Regions from separate parts of the Homo sapiens genome. Here region 1 is linked to region 2. A link is a loop called in an ENCODE intact Hi-C map of the cell type or tissue named here. Cell type or tissue: lower leg skin. All regions are shown on one strand. Each heading gives the region's core, and the rest is flanking DNA. Links, peaks and the distances in the headings are about the cores only. Region 1 overlaps MAMLD1 (mastermind like domain containing 1). Region 2 overlaps MAMLD1 (mastermind like domain containing 1).

Region 1 (5,378 bases), core at 278-5,277, 74 kb before region 2:
CAGCTCTGGGACAACACAATCAGTCTACAAAAATGTACCCAATTGAAGACAAAACAAAACAGAAAGGCTCACAATGTTAGACGGTGACACGTCTCCAGGCTGAGGATCTTGCCTGCTAGTGAAAGAGTTCCCGTGTTGATGCTGGGGCTTCACCGAGCTAGCTGCAGAAGTCCATGCAAACAGATGGCAACAGCCCTATAATAAAATCAAACCAAAGTGCTCCTGAACTGCAGACCAGGGCCCGAGCCCCAGGTGGCCTGCCGTGTCCTATGTGCTTTGCCTATCTCCACACCGCTCCCCCGGCCACCCCCATGGGAGCTCTGCTTGCCGCATGGTCTATCAAACGACCAACTCCCTGGTGTCAAGCACTCTGCATGGTTATGCTCCAGGAAACCTGGATGGAAAAGACACAACCTCTGTACTCTAGGGGTTGCCACAGGTGTGCTCATACAGAGCTCTTAAATAAGAGGTCAGCCCTTGACAGGTGCTTCCCTTGGGCCAGGTCTCTGGCCAAGCACTTTATAATCTCCTCCTTGACCACTCTCCAGAAGAGGGAGGCACAGTGGGAAATGGAAGTACTGAGGACAGTCATGGAAAAGCTTCCTGGAGGGATGGTGCCTGAGCCCTAAGTAGCTGCAGGTGTTGGACAGGAGAGAAAATGTGGGAAGGGATGACCAGGCCCAGGGAACGGCCAGAGTAAAGGCTGAGACCAGATGGCGTGGGCCAAGTGCTGCAGGCACTTCTGGGTAATAGAAACAAAGTGCAAGGCAGGGCCTGATGGATGCTGAAGGGCCCAGGAGGCTGGTGGGGCCAGCTTATGGGCCTCTGGGGACTTCTGAGCAAGTGTAAAACATGATCAGGTCACTGTTTTAGCAAGACGACTCAGAGCAATGGATGGTTTATTGGGAGAGACCAGTTAAGGGTCAACTGTATGAGTTCAGATAAAGAATCAAGAGGACCTGAACTTGGGCAAGGATGAGAGGAATGGGAAGGAGGGATGGTAGATGGTGACTGAGTATTCTGTGTAGGCACATGTGTGACCTGGCCCCACTGAACCCTGCCTCCTGGTATTTACACCCTCATGCAATCTCCTCTGGCTTACATCTCATGAATAGAATACAGCAAAAGTGGTGGGATGTTACTTTCTAGACCAGGTCATAGAGACTGTGACTTCTGACTTGCTGGCACTATCCCTCCTCCCTCTCTCCCCATTACCCTGCTTCACTGGCACACTCTCTCATGCTCACTCAGATGAAGCCAGCTGCCATGTTGTGAGATGCTCTGTGAAGAGACCGTGTGGCAAGGAACTGAGGGAGGCCTCTGGCCAATAGCTCATGAGAAACCGAGGCCTCAGTCCAACAACCTGCAAGGAACTGCTTCCTGCCAGCAACCACATGAGTGGGCTTGGAAGCAGATCCTTCCCCACTGAGCCTTGAGATGACTGCAGCCTTAGGAGATACTCAGCCAGAAGACTCAGTTAAACCATGCCAGGATTCCTAACACCCAGAAATCAGGATGTGGTGGTAACGTATGCATATGGTTCGAAGCTGGTGCTTGGGGTAATTTGTTATGCAGCCACAGATAACTAATACAGGCAGGGGTCACAGAAATGAAAACTGGGAACTGTGATAGACACGACCCAGGTGGAATCAGCTGCATTTCATGATTGAAAAGCCTGGAGGAGATGAGGGAGGGTGAGAAGTCAAAAGTAATTTCAAGAAGAGCACAGGCTCTGGAGTGAGACCACCTGGCTTCAAGTTCCTGCTCTGTCCCTTGCGAACTATGTGACTCTGGGCAAGTCTTTCAACTCTCTGAGCCTCAGTTTCTTCATTTGTAAAATGGAGATGATGAGAGTGACTACCTTGCAAATACCTGTCTTTTTCCTTTCACGACCTGACTGAGTATCCAGCACAGTGACAAATGGCATGCTGAGGTTGCTCAGCAAAAGTTTGCTGTGGCATTTCTAGAAGGCTCAGTGTTTGTCCTTCTGCCAGCAGGGATAAGATTAAATGCTTCAGTGCAATTTCCTTACATCTTAAGAAGGATTCACTAGTCTTTCTACATGGCCCAGTGCAGGGAAGGCATTTCTGTATTCGGACTTGTCCCACCTGGCTCCTTCCACCGGGAGCACCTTGTGGGTGCAGCTCTCCTTCTAGGGAAGTTAGGTGACTTGAACAGGCACTGAAACCATAACCTTGGCCTTATTAACACTGTGCTTTTAACCACACAGGATTAGCTGACTTCAGTAGACTTTTTCAGAGTCTTTTCCAGTCTCAGAGAGAACTATAGCCTGGATTTACCCTCCAGAGCCAGATATTGGCAACATGAAACACAGTTGTTACTTCCAAAACAAAAGAACACAGCCAGATATGAGATTGTCTTACCTGTCTGGGCAGAGCAGGCATGGAATCTGAGGCCACTGATCGCTGAAAACGCTGGGGTTGCTGCATCATCTGCTGCAGAAGGAATGAAGAATGGTCAGGCTGCTGCTGCTGTTGCTGCTGCTGCTGCTGCAGCTGCAAGGTGGCAGTGGCCGTGGAGGAGGCAGTGGCTGAGGAGGCCTGCGTTGGTGTCGGCTGCTGCAGGTAGTGGAGCAGGGAAGGCTGCCTAGAGGTGGTAGGCATGGAGGGCATCTTCTGGGGACCCGGCTCAGAAACAAAATGGGACAAGGGCTTGGTGTTGCCAAAAGTAAATGGCTCCGTGGCTCCTGGGCTGGAGCTTGCCATCCCCTGCTGCATGATCATGCTCAGGGTTTTGGATGAGTTGCTGCTTATGGGCTTAAAGATCACATTTGCTTGCTGCTGCTGCTGCTGCTGCTGCTGTTGCTGGCTTAGAAGATTACTGGTGGGAGTGAGGCTTCGGATCAGGGAACACTGTGGGGTGAAGGACTGCTGTGGCAAGCCTGGGCTAGAGAGCTTCTCTGGGCGATAGGGTGGGGACGGCCCAGGGTTGCTGGCAGGCAGAGCAGACATCAGGTGTCCTTGAGGGGTTTTGATGGTAGAGGACATGAGGTTGGCAAGAATGGAGCTCTGAGGGCCGAACTGCGGCTGTTGAGTGAGAGCAGGGCTGGGGAGCTTCTCAGGAGCATAGGGCATGGCGGGCCCCAGGGCAGCATTGCTGCTGGACGTCATGCTTGACAGTAAGGCATTGGGAGAGCCTCGGAGAGTGCTACCCGACAAGGTATTGGACGACATGCAGGACACCATGAGGCTCTGGGGGCTGAATGGGGGTGGTGGTGGTGGCAGTGGCAGCGGTGGTGGGTGTGGTGATGGCACTGGGCGGTAAGGTGGAGAGAGTCCTGGAGGAGGCAGACCAGACCAACTGGGGGTGGGCCCTTGCTGCTTTGTAGCAGACCCCTGCTTGCTGGCTGCCAACGCCTTCAGCTGGTGGGCGTGATGCCACTGAGGCACTGGTAAGGGGGGCAGAGCGACAGGGAGCATGGCCTGGACCTGGCTCTTGGACTGTGCCATTGAAGAACTCGGTGACACTATCTGCTTACTGGTGGAAGGAATCGAATAGCTGATCCCTGTGGAGGAGGATGGGATCTGAAGTGACATGCCAGTAACTTGGCTGCAACTAGAAGCAAACTCCTTGCTGGAAGCCAGGCTCTCCAAGTGTGACATCTGAACCGAAGGCTTGGGAGTTGTGCTTAGGGTTGCCTGGGGATGATCTAAAACCAGTGGCTCTTCTGGCTTCGTCCCCAGTATCTTCTCAAGATCTAGCTCATTTGGAGAAGGGTCTTGAATTTTGGTGAGCTCCTCTAGCAGCTCTTGAAGCTCCTGGTCTACAGCCGGCACGCTGTTGATTTTCTCATAGTAAGGAACAGTGGGCCCTTTCAGTCCCACTTCTGTAGTCTGTGGTACTACAAATGGTGAGCCCATGATGTTGCCATTCATAGGGTTATTCTCCAGCAGTAATGACTGGCCAGCCACTCCCATAGCCGCAGGGCTAGGATTTATTGTCAATGGAGGGACCTGCAGTTCTGCACAAGCAGTACTAGGATGAGCACCTGGGCCCATTGCAAGGGTGACATCTTCAAGGCAAGGCCTCTTAATTTTATTAGGGTAGCCCCCATCAGCCATGTCTGGAAACTGGAAGTGGTCTTCTTCTTGTCTCCTCTTAACAGTTCCCTGTGAATGGAAGAGAAGAGAAGAGGAGAAGAGAGGAGAGGAGAAGGGAAGAGAGGTGACACACACACACACACACACACACACACACAGAGAGAGAGAGAGAGAGAGACAGAGAGAAAGAGAGAGAGAGAGAGAGAGGAATTTTTATAAAGGTTTGGCACATTAAAGCTAATGAACAGGAAATGTGCATGATAAAACAGACCTCTCAGTTTAAAGACTTATAGTTGTGAAAACTATAAAATACAGCCTGTCTTTGGAACCATAGTGCTTATTTATTCATTATTATGTTTCATCTAAACTGTCTAATTACATTTCAAATAAGGCATTATGTTGTCTGTATACTAAAACGGGATAGAACGTTATGCAAAGGGTAATCTGCCCACTTCAAGGAGAGTTCAACAAAACTATGCAGAAGTCACTAAATGAACCATGCTGCCAAAGGCAGGCATTGGAGAGAAAACTAGAAGTAGCTAAATAGTTTTAATTCTTTCCTGTCTACAGACACATAGATTTTAACGAAGGAATACCATAGTATAGAATTGAACTTTTAGGCTGCCTTCTAGTCTTGGTTAAATGCATCAGGCTGCAGTGGTAAAATTGAATACAACAGAGCCCTTACAGGAAAGAAGTAGATCTGGATGTGTTTTCTTGGGGAGCTGTTTAAAATACTGTTTTTGGGAAAGCACAAGTTTCAGAACAGTCATTGTAGGCATCGTATTCATTGTTCCATTTATTTTTACACACACACACACACACACACACACACTCTCACACATTGCTATGTGTACACAAAAATAATTTGGAAGAACCTATACCCAACAATTTGGAGTGGTCATTTATTTGGGATGACTGGCAATTCCCTTTCTATTCTCTTCATTTCTGCTTGTTTGTCTTTAACGAGAACGACTCATAATCCAAAAATTTAAAAAAGTATAAAGTTATCTAAATAAGAAATTTTCCTCTGAAGATGCATCCTCAGGTTGGGGAGATATTAAACAATGAGAAAAGGCCCCAATCTGGGATCTGAACCTTGGGGGAGCTGCCCATCATTTATAGAAGCACAGCCTTTGGGAACAAAGCAAAGTCACTAGCAATGTGAGACTTCCTACTCTTCATGGCTTCATACAGTCATCCATCGCTGTTGTGTTAATGACCATGACCTGTATGTTAGCAGGTAAATGGGAAAGGAAGTGGGGGCAAAGGAGTATGTGCAGGAATGATCAAAATAAGGAAAGGAAGAGAGGGATC
Region 2 (5,378 bases), core at 153-5,152:
CATCTGCAAAGATCCTATTTCCCAGTAAACTCACATTCACGGGTTCTAAGGGTTAAGATTTCAATGTATTGTTTTGGGGGACACAATTCAACTCACAGCCCAATTCAAGTCCTTGTGTTGAATACCATCCACAGTTGCCGATGATAATATTTCTATCACAGATTCCAGCCCGCATCTCTGTATGAGTGACACATCATTCAAATCTGTCTTTGGAGTAATAGCCATCTGTTAATTCTGCCTCTCAACCGTCTGCCAGGTCTGTGTCCTTCCACTGCCCCGGTTTATCCTCATCATCTCTTCCCTGGACTCCTGCCACAGCCACCTCCCAGGGGGCTTCCCCTGCCTCCAGTCTTGGCTTTCCCATTTGTCCTCCATACTGTGGTAGAGAAACCTTTCCACAACACTGCTCTGACCATCTTCCTTGCTTGAAAATATGGTGGCTTCCCACTTTCTCCAGGGAAAGTTCCAAAGGTTTACCAGCATGTCATACTCAGTGCTTAGCACAGTACCTAGCACAGAGAGGGTGCTTAGGGAAGTGTTTGTAGACTGACTTCTGGCTAAAGAGACCAGAGAAAGATTTCCAGCAGAAGTGACATCTGAGTGGGACCCTAAAGAGTGCATGAGATTCTGATAAGGGAAGAAGACAGAGTGGGAGATGCAGACATGGATAAAAAAGAACTGCCCTACAGGAACTAACCTTCTATAAATAATTACACCATAAGGCTGCAAGCACTCTGTACCTTCTATGTCATAGGACATAGAAATGTCCTATGAGAGTTCACGGAGGAGGTAGTAATCTATAGTCTGCTTTGTATTTATAGTCATTGGTGTTATATTGAGTTATTGGTCTGATAGCAGTGTGTATATCTCTATATCCCAATTGTGTCAAGTGCTTAGTAGCATCCATTATTGAGTCCACACTGAGAGTACCCCAGGGTAATTACTATCACTGACAGCCTTCCTACTGAAAATACCAGTGCTCCCAGTTCCCTGCAACCCCCACTGATACAGCAGGAAAGAAGGAATATCCACAACTAATGTTCGTATGGACCTTTGGAAAGCTAGTGTATTTTTGCTCCTTCGTTCCCTGTCTTCTTCTTCTTCTTCTTCCTCTTCTTCTTCCTCTTCCTCTTCCTCTTCCTCTTCCTCTTCCTCTTCTTCTTCTTCTTCTTCTTCTTCTTCTTCTTCTTCTTCTTCTTCTTCTTCTTCTTCTTCTTCTTCTTCTTCTTCTTCTTCTTCTTCTCCTTCTCCTCCTTCTCCTTCTTCTCCTCTCTCTGTGGTAAGCCATGAAGTGGTAGATGTAGGCTGGGGCCAGCATCACAAAATGCGATGGATATTAGGTGAAAAATTTTACCCTTCAGTCTGTGTGTGCTGGAACCTGGCAGAACTGTTGCAGAAGGGTCACTGTGGGTGGAGTGGGTGCTGAGCAAGCACGGGGTGATAATTTTAGAAAGAAGGGGATGGATTTGACTGACATATACATGGAAAAGTATGTGATGATCAAAATGGCCAGAAATAAAATGGGCTGCCTCATAAGGTAGTAAGTTACCTGTCCCTGGAAATATATGTCCAAGCATATGCCATGAAACTTCTTAATGGGGATGTTGAATAGTGAATTTAGGCATCAGAAATGAGGTTATGATAGATGACTTGATGGTTCCATCTAACACATAGATTTCATGACCATAGCTTCCAGAATGCTAGAGAATTATTAGGACTGAATGACCAATTAGCTGGTAAGGGGGTGTAGAGGGATGAGTCAGAAATAAATTCAGTGTCTGGTGAGTGTCCAAGTGAGGGTTGGAGTGATCAGGGAAGAACACAAGTTGACCTTTGCACACATTGAGTTGAAGGTATGAGAGGACTAGCTAAATGGGTAGGTGGGATGAACTGTCACAAATCTGGGTCTGGGCTCAGGTGATAGGGCTAAGATCCAGATTTGAAAGTCACTAGTTTATTCCATATTCCCAAACAACCATGAAAGGGGAATACACAATAGGAAATAAAACCTTATCTACAAAAAAAATCATCCTTAGAAATAAACGTGACATGCAGTGTACAAAACCTCTACAAAGGACATTCTAAAACACTCCTGAAAGATGCAAAAGTAGACATGAATGAATGGAAAGACACACCTTGCTCTTGAATAGGAGGACTCAACATCATAAAGATGTCAGTTCTGTTTAACAATTTATACATATAAGATGAAATCTCAATTTTTAAAATACCAACAAGTTTTTTAATTTTGCTAGACAATTTGATACTAAATTCCATATGGAAAAAAATAAAACATAAAAGAAGAGCCAGGAAAACATACTATAGGTCACTTCTGGTTCTGACCAATATGAAGTAGCCTTACTTCTCCCATGTCTCTCTCCTTACAACTAAACAAACCTGGAGACATTGCACGACAATGTGAATATACTTAACAATACTGAACTATACACTTGCAAATGATTAAGATAGTAAATTTTATGTCATATGCATTTTACCACAATTTAAAGTGTTTTAAAAAGCAAACTACAGAAACAAACAAAAATCTGGGCATAACATAATAAAAAAGCATAAAAAGCCTCTAGAAAGTAGAAAGAAAAGGTGACCAACCTAGAGTCCTAGACTTGGGAAATAACATAGCAATGAGTTCCATAGGTTTCCATATTGACTCCCATATATTCTGGACAGGACACTACAGAAGCTTCCAACATGGAACTGTCAACAGGCACAGGCAAAAGAAAAACAACAAAAAACAAAACAAAGAAATAAAAACCCCACACAGGTAGGACGTAGCTGAGCTCAACACCAACACCATCGACTGGATATAACTGACATTTACCAAACAACAGTAGATACACATACTTCTTAAGCTCATATGGAACATTCACCAAGATGGATCTCATTCTGGGCCATAAAATAAACTTTTCCAAATTTAGAAGAACAGAATTCATACAATGTCTGCTCTCAGACCACGATGGAATTAAACTAGAGATCAAGAATAGAAAGATAATGGGAAAACGCCAAAACTCATGGAGATTAAACAACACATTTCTAAATAACACATGGGTCAAAAATCTCAGGAGAAGTTGAAAATATATTTTGAAGAAAATGAAAACACAACTTATCAAACTTTGTGTACTGCAGCAAAATCAGTGATAAAGAAGAAATTTATAGCTTTGAATGTAAATATTAGAAAAGAAGAGGCTAGGTAGGCATGGTGGCTCACACCTGTAATCCCATCACTTTGGGAGGTTGAGCTGGGAAGATCACTTGAGGTCAGGAGTTCAAGACCAGTGTGGGCAGCATAGCAAGACAAGCCTCCACAAAAAAAAAAAAAAAAAAAAAAAAAAAATTAGCCAGGTATGGTGGTGCATGCCTGTAGTCCCAACTACTCAGGAGGCTGAGGTGGGAGGATTGCTTGAGTGCACAAGTTTGAGATTACAGTGAGCTATGATCGCACCATTGCACTCCAGCCTGGGCAAAAACTGAGACCCAGTCTCAAAAAAGAAAAAAGAAAAAAAAAAGCACATTAAACCCTAAGTAAGCAGAATAAAATATATAATACAAATTAGAGCAGAAATTAAAAACAGGAAATCAATAGAGAAAAATCATTGAAACCAAAAGCTAGTTTATTAAAAAGATCAATAAAGTTGATAAGCCTCTGGACAAAGCTAAGGAAAAAAAGAGAACATGACCTATTAATATTATAAATGAAAGTGGGGACATCATTACAGACCCCATGGACATTCAAAGCATAATAAAATAATACTGTGAACAACCCTAGGCTCACCAGTTTGATAACCTAGATAAAATGAGCCAATTTCTTGAAAGACACAATCTGCCAAACCTCACACAAGCAGAAATATACAATCAAAACAAACCTGTATCTATTAAAGAAATTGAATCAATAGTTAATAACCTTTCCAAACAGAAGGCGCCAGGCCTGGATGGGTTCACTGGTGAGTTCTACATAACACTTAAGGAAGAAATGACACAAATTCTCTACATTATCTTGCAGAGAATAGAAGCAGAGAGAATATGTTATAACTCAATTTAATGAGGCCAGCAACACCCTAATACAAAAACCAGACAAAGACATTACAAGGAAAGAAAACTACAGATTCCTATCTGTCATGAACATAGATGGAAAAATGTTCAATGAAATACTGATGAGTCAAATCCAATAATGTATAAAAACAATTATATACTATGACCAAATGGAATTTATCCTAGGTATGCAAGACTGATTATACATTTAAAAACCAATTAACGTCATCCATCACATCAGCAGGCTATAGAGGAAAAATCACATGATCATATCAATAGATGCAGAAAAGCCATTTAACAAAATCCAACACCCATTCATGATAAAAACTCTCATTAAACTCAGAATTGAGAACTTCCTCAACTTGAAAAAGAATATTTACAAAAAAAAACTGCTACTATCATACTTAATGGTAAGAGACTAGAAGCTTTCCTACTAAGATTGGGAACAAGGCAAGTATGTCCACTCTCATCATTCCTTTTCAACATTGTTCTGGAAGTCTTAGCTAAAGCAATAAGACAAAAAAAGGAAACAAAAGGTACACCCATTGGGAACGCAGAAATAAAACTGCCTTTGTTTGCAGATGACATGATCCTCTATGTAGAAAATCTGAAAGAATCAACAACAACAGCAACAAAACCATTGGAACCAATAAGTCATTATAGCAAGGTTACAGGACACAAGGTCAATCACATTCTTACATACCAGCAATAACAAGTGGAATTTAAAATTAAAAAAAACCATATTACTGTTTATATCAGCACCCCCAAAATGAAATACTTACATATAAATCTAAGAAAATACGCACAAGATCTATATAAGGAAAACAAAAAATCTGATGAAAAAATCAAAGAACTAAATAAATGGAAAGAGATTCCATGTTCATGAATAGGAAGACTCAATATTGTTAAGATGCCAGTTTTTCCCAATTTGATCTATAGATTCAGTGCAATCCCAATCAATACTCCAGCACATTCTTTTGTGGACACCAACAAACTTATTTTAAAGTTTATGTGGAGAGGCAAAAGATCCAGAATAGTTAGTAAAATATTGACAGAGAAGAACAAAGTCAAAGGACTGACACTACCTGACCTCAAGACTTACTATAAAGATAGAATAATCAAGACAGTGTGCTACTGGTAAAAGAATATACAAATAGATCAATGCAGCAGAATGGAGAACCCAGAAATAGACCCACAGGAATATACTCAACTGTTCTTTGACAAAGGAGCAAAGGCAGTAAAATGGAGCAAAGATAGTCTGTTCAACAAATAGTGCTAGAACAACTGGACATTGATAAGCAAAAAAAAAAAAAAAAAAAAAAAAAGGATGTAGATAT

Evidence for each region. A loop is a pair of places that touch in the nucleus more often than their neighbours do. Peaks named below come from ENCODE experiments on the same cell type or tissue, not always from the same donor. Only the 100,000 strongest peaks of a DNase experiment are listed, where the experiment ranks them.
Region 1: it touches region 2 in a loop (14-fold over the local background); 1 of 110 quality-filtered maps calls a loop at or near these places.

Annotation. Positions count from the first base shown.
Region 1 is chrX:150,468,497-150,473,874 of GRCh38, reverse strand. It overlaps MAMLD1 (mastermind like domain containing 1), which reads right to left. Exons shown (of 8, transcript NM_005491.5): 4 at 2,385-4,130; 5 at 73-195. Among named protein-coding and RNA genes, the nearest start is that of MTM1, 97 kb to the left of the region's middle. In lower leg skin, for the core only: no CTCF peak of the experiment used is centred there; a DNase peak (open chromatin) is centred at 3,315.
Region 2 is chrX:150,394,118-150,399,495 of GRCh38, reverse strand. The region is part of intron 1 of MAMLD1 (mastermind like domain containing 1); the gene reads right to left. Among named protein-coding and RNA genes, the nearest start is that of MAMLD1, 33 kb to the right of the region's middle. In lower leg skin, for the core only: no CTCF peak of the experiment used is centred there; no DNase peak of the experiment used is centred there.